Regions from separate parts of the Mus musculus genome. Here region 2 is linked to region 1. Evidence: chromatin loops called from intact Hi-C (ENCODE). Cell type or tissue: heart. All regions are shown on one strand.

The links. Hi-C counts contacts between places; a loop is a spot of excess contacts. Peaks named below come from ENCODE experiments on the same cell type or tissue, not always from the same donor. Only the 100,000 strongest peaks of a DNase experiment are listed, where the experiment ranks them.
Region 2: a loop joins it to region 1, with 2.0 times the contacts of the local background. A loop is called at or near these places in 3 of 42 quality-filtered maps.

What each region holds. Positions count from the first base shown.
Region 1 is chr2:29,251,565-29,256,564 of GRCm38, forward strand. It overlaps 6530402F18Rik (RIKEN cDNA 6530402F18 gene), which reads right to left and starts at 1,429. Exons shown (of 2, transcript NR_029460.1): 1 at 901-1,429. In heart, CTCF peaks have their summits at 960 (motif pointing left) and 2,227 (motif pointing left); DNase peaks (open chromatin) are centred at 757, 1,447 and 2,167; H3K4me3 peaks cover 2,356 bases; H3K27ac peaks cover 1,517 bases; H3K27me3 peaks cover 4,944 bases.
Region 2 is chr2:29,424,110-29,429,109 of GRCm38, forward strand. All of the region lies in intron 3 of Med27 (mediator complex subunit 27), which reads left to right. Among named protein-coding and RNA genes, the nearest start is that of Mir133c, 49 kb to the right of the region's middle. In heart, a CTCF peak has its summit at 2,702 (motif pointing left); a DNase peak (open chromatin) is centred at 2,782.

The DNA.
Region 1 (5,000 bases):
GCCCGCAGACACCCAGGAGTCTGGCTGAGTCCGCGCTGAGCTCGGGCGCGTAGACAGTGGCGTGCACCGCACATAGAGCACAAACCGCCGCTGCGTTTTGCCTTTCCGAAGTTCGGTGCAAACCACCGGCGCAATTAATAATCACGCCTTTAATAAAGGCCAGGCTAGCATCCAGGCTGCCCCCTCATTTGACATCGCCTCCCTTAATTAAAAGACACCGAGCAAAGCTCCAGGGAATTATTCGCATTCTTTTTCCCGGCGCTGCTCCGCGGAGACCCTGTCGCCGCCATCCCCCAGCAAAGACCCGCAACTTACTCCGAAACGGGCGGACCCGAGATCTGGAGGTCCACTTCCCGTCTTTGCTCTCCCTGGAGTGCGACTCTCCACGGTGGTGGAGCCCCCTTCTCCGCCTGCCGACCCCCTCCACAGCACCGAAAGAAGTTTCTAACCTGACTGGCCAAGAGTTCTCCTTGCGCCTTTAGAGCCCAGAGGAGACTAAATTAGGGAGGGGAGCGCCGGCGGAGAAGGGTTAATTTACTTTTCATAGACACGAGTAAGCAGCGTTATTGCAACAGCCCATCCCCTCCCCACACAGGCGCTCGGATAGAAAAAGACGAGCTGGGTGGCGGGGAGCCCAGAGAGAAGACTAGCTACTCTACTTCTTAAAGATGCTGCACCCGGCGCGCACACACACCCCTCTTCCGCGGCTCCAGCCCTCCTTTAGTAGCAGCCGCCACCAGATAACTTTGCGTCCGAACCTCGGCTAGGAGGCTCCGAGTGACTCCCTGGTCCGGGGAGAACTGGCACCGTCGCCGAAGCCTTTTCAAAATGAAAGCACCCTGGCGAAACTGCGGCGCTTCCGTCCCCGCCCGCCGCCCCGGCGCTCCCCGCTCGCCTTACCCGGGCTCGGAGCAGCTTCCCGGAGCGAGCCCCGAGAGGCCGGAGACCGCCACCCTCTGGCTGGTGCTGGGTGGGCGCACGGGCCGCAGGGTTGAGAGCTGGAGACTCCTGCCCCGCGCCGCCGCTGCGGTGGCCACCCTCAGATCTGGGCTGGGGAACCCTCGGGCCGCCGGGGGGCCCGCCCGCAGCCGTCCCGGAGACGCGGGCCAGGGAAGGGGGCCAACCGCGCGGCTTGCATGGCCCTCCCGGGCCGATCGGGAGGTCGCTGTTAACAAGTGCAAACTTTTGGGGCCCCCTGGGCAGCCAGGGGAGAACCTGCACGCGCGCCCCACTCAGCCCCTGGCCTGGGTGGGCTTCGCCGCTGCTGGTCCAGGCGCCTGAACATCCCCCTGGCGCGGCGCCGGCCAGATGGCGGGGCGCCTCACCGCCCCCCTGCACTCCGCTCCAAGTTAATGCCGAGGCTAAATCCTCTTGCCATCACTCACGGTCACCATCGGGGCTTTTATCTCCCGGTCTGATCCGGGCTGCGTAACTTCCTCTGTGTGGCTTTAACACACCATCCCACCACGGAGCAACGGTCTTCTTAAAGGTGCAGGAAGGAAATACTGCGAGGCTCCGGGGACGAGCTCGGCCCGGGGAGGGGCGCGGCGAACAGGGGTGTCCCGGCGGGCCCGCGGCCAGGGTGGCCCCAGCAGGCGGCCGCCGGAGTGAGCCTGCTGTGGGGGGTCGCTGCCTACACATCGCCTGTCGGCCCGAGGACCAACCGGTCCCTGAGCTCGGGGTGCATCCTCAGCGGACTCGGGTCAGGCACAGCGGAGCTGCATCTCCCTTCTTCCCAACTGTGGGGCCTGACTCGGTGCCAGCGCCCAGGGGTGTGGGGGCTGCCCCATCGGCACCAGGGAGGGGGCCAAGTGAGTCAGCCCCCACCCCCCACAGCCAGGGCTCTAGGCTGCTGCTCCTCGGTTTCTGTCTCTTTCTCTCTGTGTGAAGCGCTGCCACCCAGAAGGCCCTGAGCAGTGGGTAAAGGGGTGGGTGGGTGGATTTGGGGAGCTGGGGAGGGGGAGCGCTCTGAGCGCACAACCAAAGCATGAATACCAGCTGACACATCGCCGCCTCCAGCCTGATGGGCCCTGCTTTTGACGGAGAAGCCAAGCCAGCTCTGCAGGGAGCGCAGAGTAGGGGGGCAGGAGGGCCTTTGCTAAGGAGCTCTCTGCCTTCCTGGGGCAGGCCTGGGAGGACCACGTGGGAGGACTCCAGCAGATGCCGGGCAGAGGCCACTGAGTTGACTGCCCTAGGACAGCCCTGTGCTCTCTTCAGCCCCCTGGAGGCTTCCTGCCAGGCTGTGTGCAGGCTGTAAGAGTGCTTCCTGGTATTCCCAGGGGCGCTTTGTGGGTCTTTTGGGGGTGCTCCTGGTCCCCTTTGGGTGGGTTCTTGCTGCAGTATTTACGGAGATGTCATTTGGATGCATCAAGAACAAAGGACCTAGAGGGGGTGGGGTGGGGGGAGAGAGAGAGAGAGAGAGAGAGAGAGAGAGGGAGAGAGAGAGAGAGAGAGGGAGAGGGAGAGAGAGAGAGAGACTGGTCCAAGGTCACAGAGGGTGTCACTAGGTTGGCTTGTACCTCAGCCCCCACCCCACTGCCTCCACTCACACCCACTTTAACCCTTCCCTACTCCCAACATCTCCCCCTAAATCTTAACAGAGGGTTGTTCTGTTGGTTATAACATTTGGAATTTTGTGACAAAGCAAGCAGGAAATGAAGAATTAAAGATTGTCATTGGTAATAATGATGATGATAATAATAACAAACAATTTATAGAGTGCCTTTCATGTCAGACTGCATGCAAAGTGGCCTGTGTGCACTGGTCCCTAGTTCTTCCCCAAGCTGTGTGACTTAACCTCAACTTGGAGTTTAGAGACCTTAAGTGGCTTGGCCAAGGTCATGCAACTAAGTAAGATTTTGGTTTGGGAGATGGATCTTCATGTTCTTAATTGGATGCTCCCCCACTGACTGGCTTGCTGGATTATTTGTGGCATGACACAAGTTCTTTCAGAGCCTCAGTTTCCCTGTCTGTCGAGTGTGACTGGCAAGACCTTTCTTTTCTGAGTGCCAACTTGAACACATCCTCAGATTTCAAAGAAGGGCCACCCCACCAAGCTGTCCAGGAAAGCAGATGCAGGCCAATGTCCTCTCCCCTAATACACACATATTCCTATCCTGGCCTCAGTGTCTCCAACCAGAGGGAACTCCTTGGAGGAAGCAGGCAGACCACAGCCTCTCAGATTGTAAGCATTTGTGCCTCAGGCAACAGTGAAGGGCACACTGTGGGGCTTCTGCCCAGGGTGAGTGATGACCCTGTAGGCCTTTGGCCTGCTGTCTCCCCCAGGCAGGGCCATCAATCCCCAGCAGTGCCCTGCTGTTACATCATACAGTGTCTGGATGCCTTCAACAAGGCATGGAGAAGGATGCTTTTAACTTCCAGTTCAGATGACCCGGGACCCTGGGCTGGCTCTACTGAGTTTCAGGATGGCTCTTGTGACCCACGCATGCAAAGATGCTGCCGCGACAATCACAGCACGGGAGAGAGACTGGGCTTTCTTGGCCCCTCACCTAACTAGCCGTGTGCATTTGAGGAGAACTTTTCTTGCTCTTAGCCTCAGTTTCCCCGTCAGTGTGAAAAGGGGATTTATCTGGGAGTGCAGCCCCTGCTTTTCCATCCTGAACTGACTGAATTCCACAGCAGCCTCCAGGAAAAGACATTCCTTTCAAAGAACAATAAAGTGCCCAGGAATGAATAGGATTCCAGCCATGTAGAGGGACCAGGTGGCCCGGCCCCGTTCATTTCTAAACTGCATTAAGGTGCCTTCTGACAAATGACCTTTCACTGGCAGAGAAAGGCAGCTGAGCACCAGAGGCAGAAAAGTGTTAATGAACACCCCCACCAGAATCACCGATAGCTCCCTCTCTAACGCGGCCTAATCATCTTCATTGGTGGGACTCTGGCCCTCACTGTTCTGTTGTAATTCAAAGTGTGTGTGTGTGTGTGTGTGTGTGTGTGTGTGTGTGTGTGTGTGTGTGTGAAAATCTGTTACTGAAAAGCATTCTTGAGCAATGCAGCAATGTGGTACAGGCCTTTATTTTTTAAAAGAGATGTGTGTCTGAGCATGTATGTGTGTGCATATGCTTGTGTCACATACGTATAGAGAAAGACTATACAAAGGCTTTGGAGACATATATCAAGCCATAAGCCGGGGAGATGGGAGATGGGACAGGCTTTGTCGTAGATATCTTCCCAATGCCTTCCAAATCCTTTGCTATCAGGAAATAAACAACAGGATCAAGGAGTAACAGGAAATTATAAAGTCACATGCAAATGAAAATGAGCTCTGCAGTGAGAGGTGACAGATGAGGTCCAGCCCTCCTGGGATCCCAACACAGACAGACAGAAGGAGGGACAGATCAAGTGAACGCATACTACCAAAGGAAGTGAGCCTTGAGCTCTGAGCTGCCCACACATTCTGGCCACACCCACAGTAGCTGCACTCTCTGTGCCAGACCAAAATTCAGATTCTTAAGAAACCCTTGTCCCTTTGACCTTGATCAGTCGAGATATAGAAGAATTGGTGGCAGCTGCCTGGGACACATCTGGGACCATTTAGGGGTTTGGAGACATCCCAGGGTCTCCGATCTCTGCAGCCCATGTTGGTGTGTGAGATGAAGAGCGGGACTCACTCCCAAGGCATTCCCTAAGGTGAAGACTCCAGGCAGCAGCAGCAACTGCAAGCTGCATTCAGCTCCTCCCTGCCCGTTCTCAGCTGTAATCTCTAGATCATACTCCCATTAATTATTATTACCGTATTAATCATACATGTGATTAATTCAGTAATGGTGATTCATAATTGATTGCATTTTATATGGCGCCTTTCATCCACACATCTCCCAAGATGTGCACAGCCTACAACAAGACTCACATAGAGCAGGACGTGTTCTTAGCTCGTCTGCATTTTGTTGAATAAACTTCTCTTCACAGAGGCAGGGGGCTAACAGTCTCTGGGCAGACTGGGCTTGCCAGCCCTAGCTCCTGGCCCATCTCTCTGAGCA
Region 2 (5,000 bases), 170 kb after region 1:
TGTGAGGGGTTCTCCAGGGTGGTGCATTTGGAGAACCTGTGAGAGCCTGGGGCACGCATCGAGAGGAGCACAGTGAGGAAAGCTTGTAGGGCTTACGGAGGCAGTCATGGGGCCTGCTGGGCCCAGCTCAGGGATGCAGTGTCAGTGCTCATCACCTCCCTCATTCACTTTAGCCCGTGACGACAGGAAGGCCGGCTCCACTATCATTCTTCACTGTGCCATGGTATATAATACTCATGTAGTTAGTCTGTGTAATTGAGATGCTGCACTGCCCTGTGGGTATTGAGAATTAGTATATTTATGAAATCTGTATGTATGTGTTTGTATATATGTGGACAGTTTAGTTTATTGTAGATTCAATGTATAATTTTTCTTTATAGCCATTATTTAATAGCTATATTTTATGATAAATCATATGTATTTAAATTGTGAAATAATGTATAAGAAAATAATCAAGAAAATGAGAATTATTTCCTACCTTAAATATTGTCCCATGCTCCTTTGTCATTCTTCCTGTAAATTAGTTTGTATTTTCCAGAACTTTATGTTGATGAAGCCATATAACATAACCCTTTTTTAAAACTCTGTCTTTATTACTTGACATGACCATGAGATTGAGCCTATTGTTGCATGTATACATCATTTCTGTTTGCTACTGTACAGTAGTCCACTGAGTGTCCCACAATTTGTCCCTTTGTCTTGATGGATAAAGCCATTCTGACCTTTGGCGTGCCAGGCTCTGTGTGGGCATGTGCTTCTCTTTTCTGCATACGAATTTGGATTGTAGTACCTTGGTTACCTCATAGATATATGTTTAAGTTTTTAAGAAGTTGATGAACAATTTTCCAAAGAAGTTGTATCACTTCACATTCCTAGCAGCAGGGTTTGAGGGTCCAGGTGCTCTACACCCTCACCCATGTAGGGGTCTAAACACAGAGCTTTGTCTGTGTTTTCTGTTCCTTAGCTTTGAGGTCTTCCTTCTTGGGCAGCTGTGATAGCTGTGGTCTGGAGTGGCTGTTGGTGGTGACAGGCATCTAGCAAGTTTGCTTTGATTTTTTTTTTTTCTGTAAGAATACTTACTCATTTTTGAGCCACTGATATCTAAATTCATGCCATTCTTGCAATTCTTTTTGCTTACTTGAATTTTGTTTGTTTATTGAAACCCATCTTGCTGTGTAGCCCTGGCTGGTCTAGAACACTGTATAGATGAAGCTGGCCTCAGATTTGTGGTGAACCTCCCACCTCTGCCTCCCAAGAGCTGGGATTATGAGGGCCACTAGGCCTGGCTTAAATCGACATTATCCTCACTCATTTGCACTAAGTTCCACTTTGTGTTCACTTTCATGATTCGGGGAAGAAAACCTGATGCCCACCATGCTGGATGCTGAATAAGCAGTAGGGCATGAGTAAATATTCTTGCAATCAGAGTAAGGCCTGCTAAGCAGACACTTCCCCTGCTCACCCTGTCTCTCACCTTTCACCCAGTGACCTCATTGTCTAATGACCTCATCCTTAACTTTCTGTATCAAGACTTTGGTCTCAGATCAAATTAAAAACAACTTTATTTTGAACTTTGGAAAATACACACATGGGACAGGGTGGTCCCCAGGTTTTCTTTTGTCCAGTCTGCAAAGAGACTCCTAAAGTACTATGCATGTCCCCAGGTCTCTTTCCAATATGTTCTGGAGCTCGGGCACACCGTTGAAGGGCTGTGACTTTTGGCTTTAGGGACTTTGTTCATGGCAGCTTTTCCAGCTCCCCAAGTAATGGGACAATCTGAGGATTTCTTGCCATCAGAGGGACTCACCGGGCATCACGGGGCTCTAAAGAAAAGAGCCCTGTAATTCTCTCATGGGGCTTAGAGTAACATTTACTTCATTCTTACCAATACTGTGAGCATGATTTCCAAGCATGGTGGTTCTAGAAAACCCTTCTTCCCATTCGGCACATTAAAAAAAAAAAAAGAAGAAGAAGTTGATTTGAAGTGGGAAGAGGGTTCAGACTTGGGCTGTTAGAAAACTGTAACAATGAAATTATGTAATGCATTAAGTTGAAGCTACCAATTGTATTTTCTCCCTCATCTAAACCTTTTTCTGTCAGTTGAAATGGACCTTACCCCCCACAGGCTGTGCACAGATCTGACTTTCCACATCACATGTGGGCTGGAATGGGTTTTCTCAAAAATATGGTTTTTGGCAGATTTTTATTTTTAACAAAGGAACACTTAGAATTTAGAGGTCCCTTATGACCAATTAATTCAATGCAGTTTGTTCAGCAGACATGTAGACACTATGCAGAACTGTCCTCACCCCAAAGGAACTTCTGTATTCTTGAGGAAGCATATTTGGGCCACCATGAAACTCAGACTGGAAGAGCCAGGAGGCATCTCTTCCACCACCTCCTGTGTTAGAGAAACTCTGGCCGCAGAGAACTCATCTGAGTTCCTGAGGTTTTCTCAGAATAGCCCTGCTTGCGTCCCTCTTCCCTCGAGTAAGATGGATTAGGAGAGGCAGAAAAATCCGGGATATAGGACATAGTTACATCTGTCTTTCCCCACGATTTTGCATGATCTCTGAACCCTTCCTCTGCTTTGCTTTGCTCTTCTTAGAGATCATCTCCCCACTTACTGGAGATCTGTCCGTGAACCCAGTGTCAAGCCCTCGGCTCCAGATTCTTTGCAGGTGGAAGGGTGTGGCTCCCTCTACTGCAGAGCTTTATGCTTCAGTGTGCCTGGTGGCCCTGGAGCCTTGCCCGGTGCACACTGCTTTTTGGCAGAGGCAGTACTTTATCAGCCAGGGTGGACAGATACTTCTGTGCTACAAATGAGTCCATGGAATGAGATGACAGCTCACTGGCCAAAGCCAGTCTGCCACAGAGGGAAAACTGAGTCATTCTGAAGGTGCAGTCCTCTCCTCAGCTATAGGTGTGCTGACACTGGCACTCACACTCTGTCCAGTCCCCTGAAGCAGAGCTGGGTGTGAGGATTCTGGCAGCCCTACTTGTTAACTGTATAAGGCATGGGTGCTGATGTATGGTATGTTTATTAGGGGTCAGTACCTGGGAAAGGAAGGGGAAGAAAGGGTCTAGGCCACCGGAGAACAATTTGCCTACATCCAACAGGCCCTTGACCTCCTGGGAAATGTCTGGAGCAGCACTGCCTGGTGCTCAGTAGGAGGTGCCCTTCTGTATACTGCCTCACTCAGTCAAAAACTGCAGGGACTCCAAGAAGGCTACACTGCAGTGAGGCTTCAACACACAGCTGGGGCAGGTGCTGAAGGAGCCGGACAGCTGGGAGCTGACTGTCCCCACAGCTGGCCACAGGGACTGAATCTCACCAACCCTGCTCTGTAACAGTCTCAATTCTGGTACCATATAGTGGTGTTTCAGAATGCTAGTCATTGATTCCCCAACCCCAGAAGCATGCTCTCACAACTTCCAACACCAATGGTGAATGCTGTTGCTGTCACTGATACTCTGCTGAGCTATCATTCTGGGTTCTACTCACCCTTAGTGCAGAGCTGGCCCAGGGAGACACACAGCTTCATTCCTGCCACACCTGAGCCCCATCACCAGGCCCCTCTAAGACCAGGCACCTAGAGTCACAATGGGTGAGTATACTAGGACACCATGAGGGTAGCCACCTGGACTCCTCCTCATCCACTGCCTGCTTCTCAGAGCCAGTGCTGAGGCAAGATGATAACACCTCTGTGCTCCCAGATTCTAAGACCAGATTGCAGAGTACCCAGGAGGCAGCCATGCCATGATACAGTGGAACTGCATTCCCCCTGGTCAGAGTCCCAGGACAGTGATGTTCCAAGTCTCTTCTGAGTGAAGAGACATTTCTCTTAGTTCCCCTTGACTCTCAGACCTGTGTATTCTTTCCCTCAGAGGCACAGCATCCTACTGATCCTCTCTGGTTTGATCCATATCCTGTATCTTGGGGGATGGTACCTCATTTTTGCATAGTGATGTCCTGGCATCACAGGCATCATTCTTGTGAGAGTAGACTGCTAGCCCTCTAGAATAGAAGATGTCAGCTCATCAGCTTCACCAAGCAGATGCTGGCTACTCAGTATTAGTCTCTCTTGCCGGCAGATATTGATTGGCATCAGTAGCCAGATCACTTCAAGAAGGGTATATTCATGTTCGGCCATTTCTGCTACCATGGCCACTTTGAGTGGATACACTGGGTAGACAGTGGGCTAGGAGTCTGCCTTCTAGTTGCCCAGTGCCTTTTCCTTGAGGGTTGGTGATGACATGTGGGCTCTTCCACCCTTTCCATTCCCCATGTGCCCACACATATGTCTACTTCTGTCCTTGTCCTGACTTACCAATCTAGGTGGGCCACTTATGAGACCATGTATCACATAACCTTTGCTACTACTCCTGTGGAGTGTACAGTGTTACTGAAGTCCCCATCACTGCGAAAAATCACCCCTCGTTGCTGATTTTTAAAGCCAATCTGTAAGTCAGCTGATACGTGTGACTGGCTGGTGCTCACTTATCAGATGGCCCATCCGTAGACCAAACTTGGGCCCTTTCTTTCTCTTTCAGTTGGCCATGTGGGATTCCTTTGCTCAGACATAGATGATAGTCTTGGGCGGGGGCTGGCACAGCCATGGTGGGCTTTATATTGTGGCAGAGGGCAGGAGACCTCTCCCAAAGAAGAAAATGTAAGCTATGTACATTCTGTAGCATATGAACTGGGCTTGATTCTATGTTTGATTGGGATGAGGAAAGAAAATGCATTCACTCTAAAGTGGTTTTGCCAACCTTCAGTGGTGACATTCACAAAGATGCTCCTCATCTGTCATGGTGAACAGTGAGGCCCTCTGCCTTGTGGGCTTGTAATGATCTCAGGTCCTCCTGCAGAGGTCAGACTAGTGAACAAAACAGATAAAGGAGAGACCAGTACTCCACATCCTTGAGATTCTTCAAGCAGACACTGATCTCCAGCATTGCAGTATTGCCTCTGACACAGTATGGACTGGGAGTGAAGC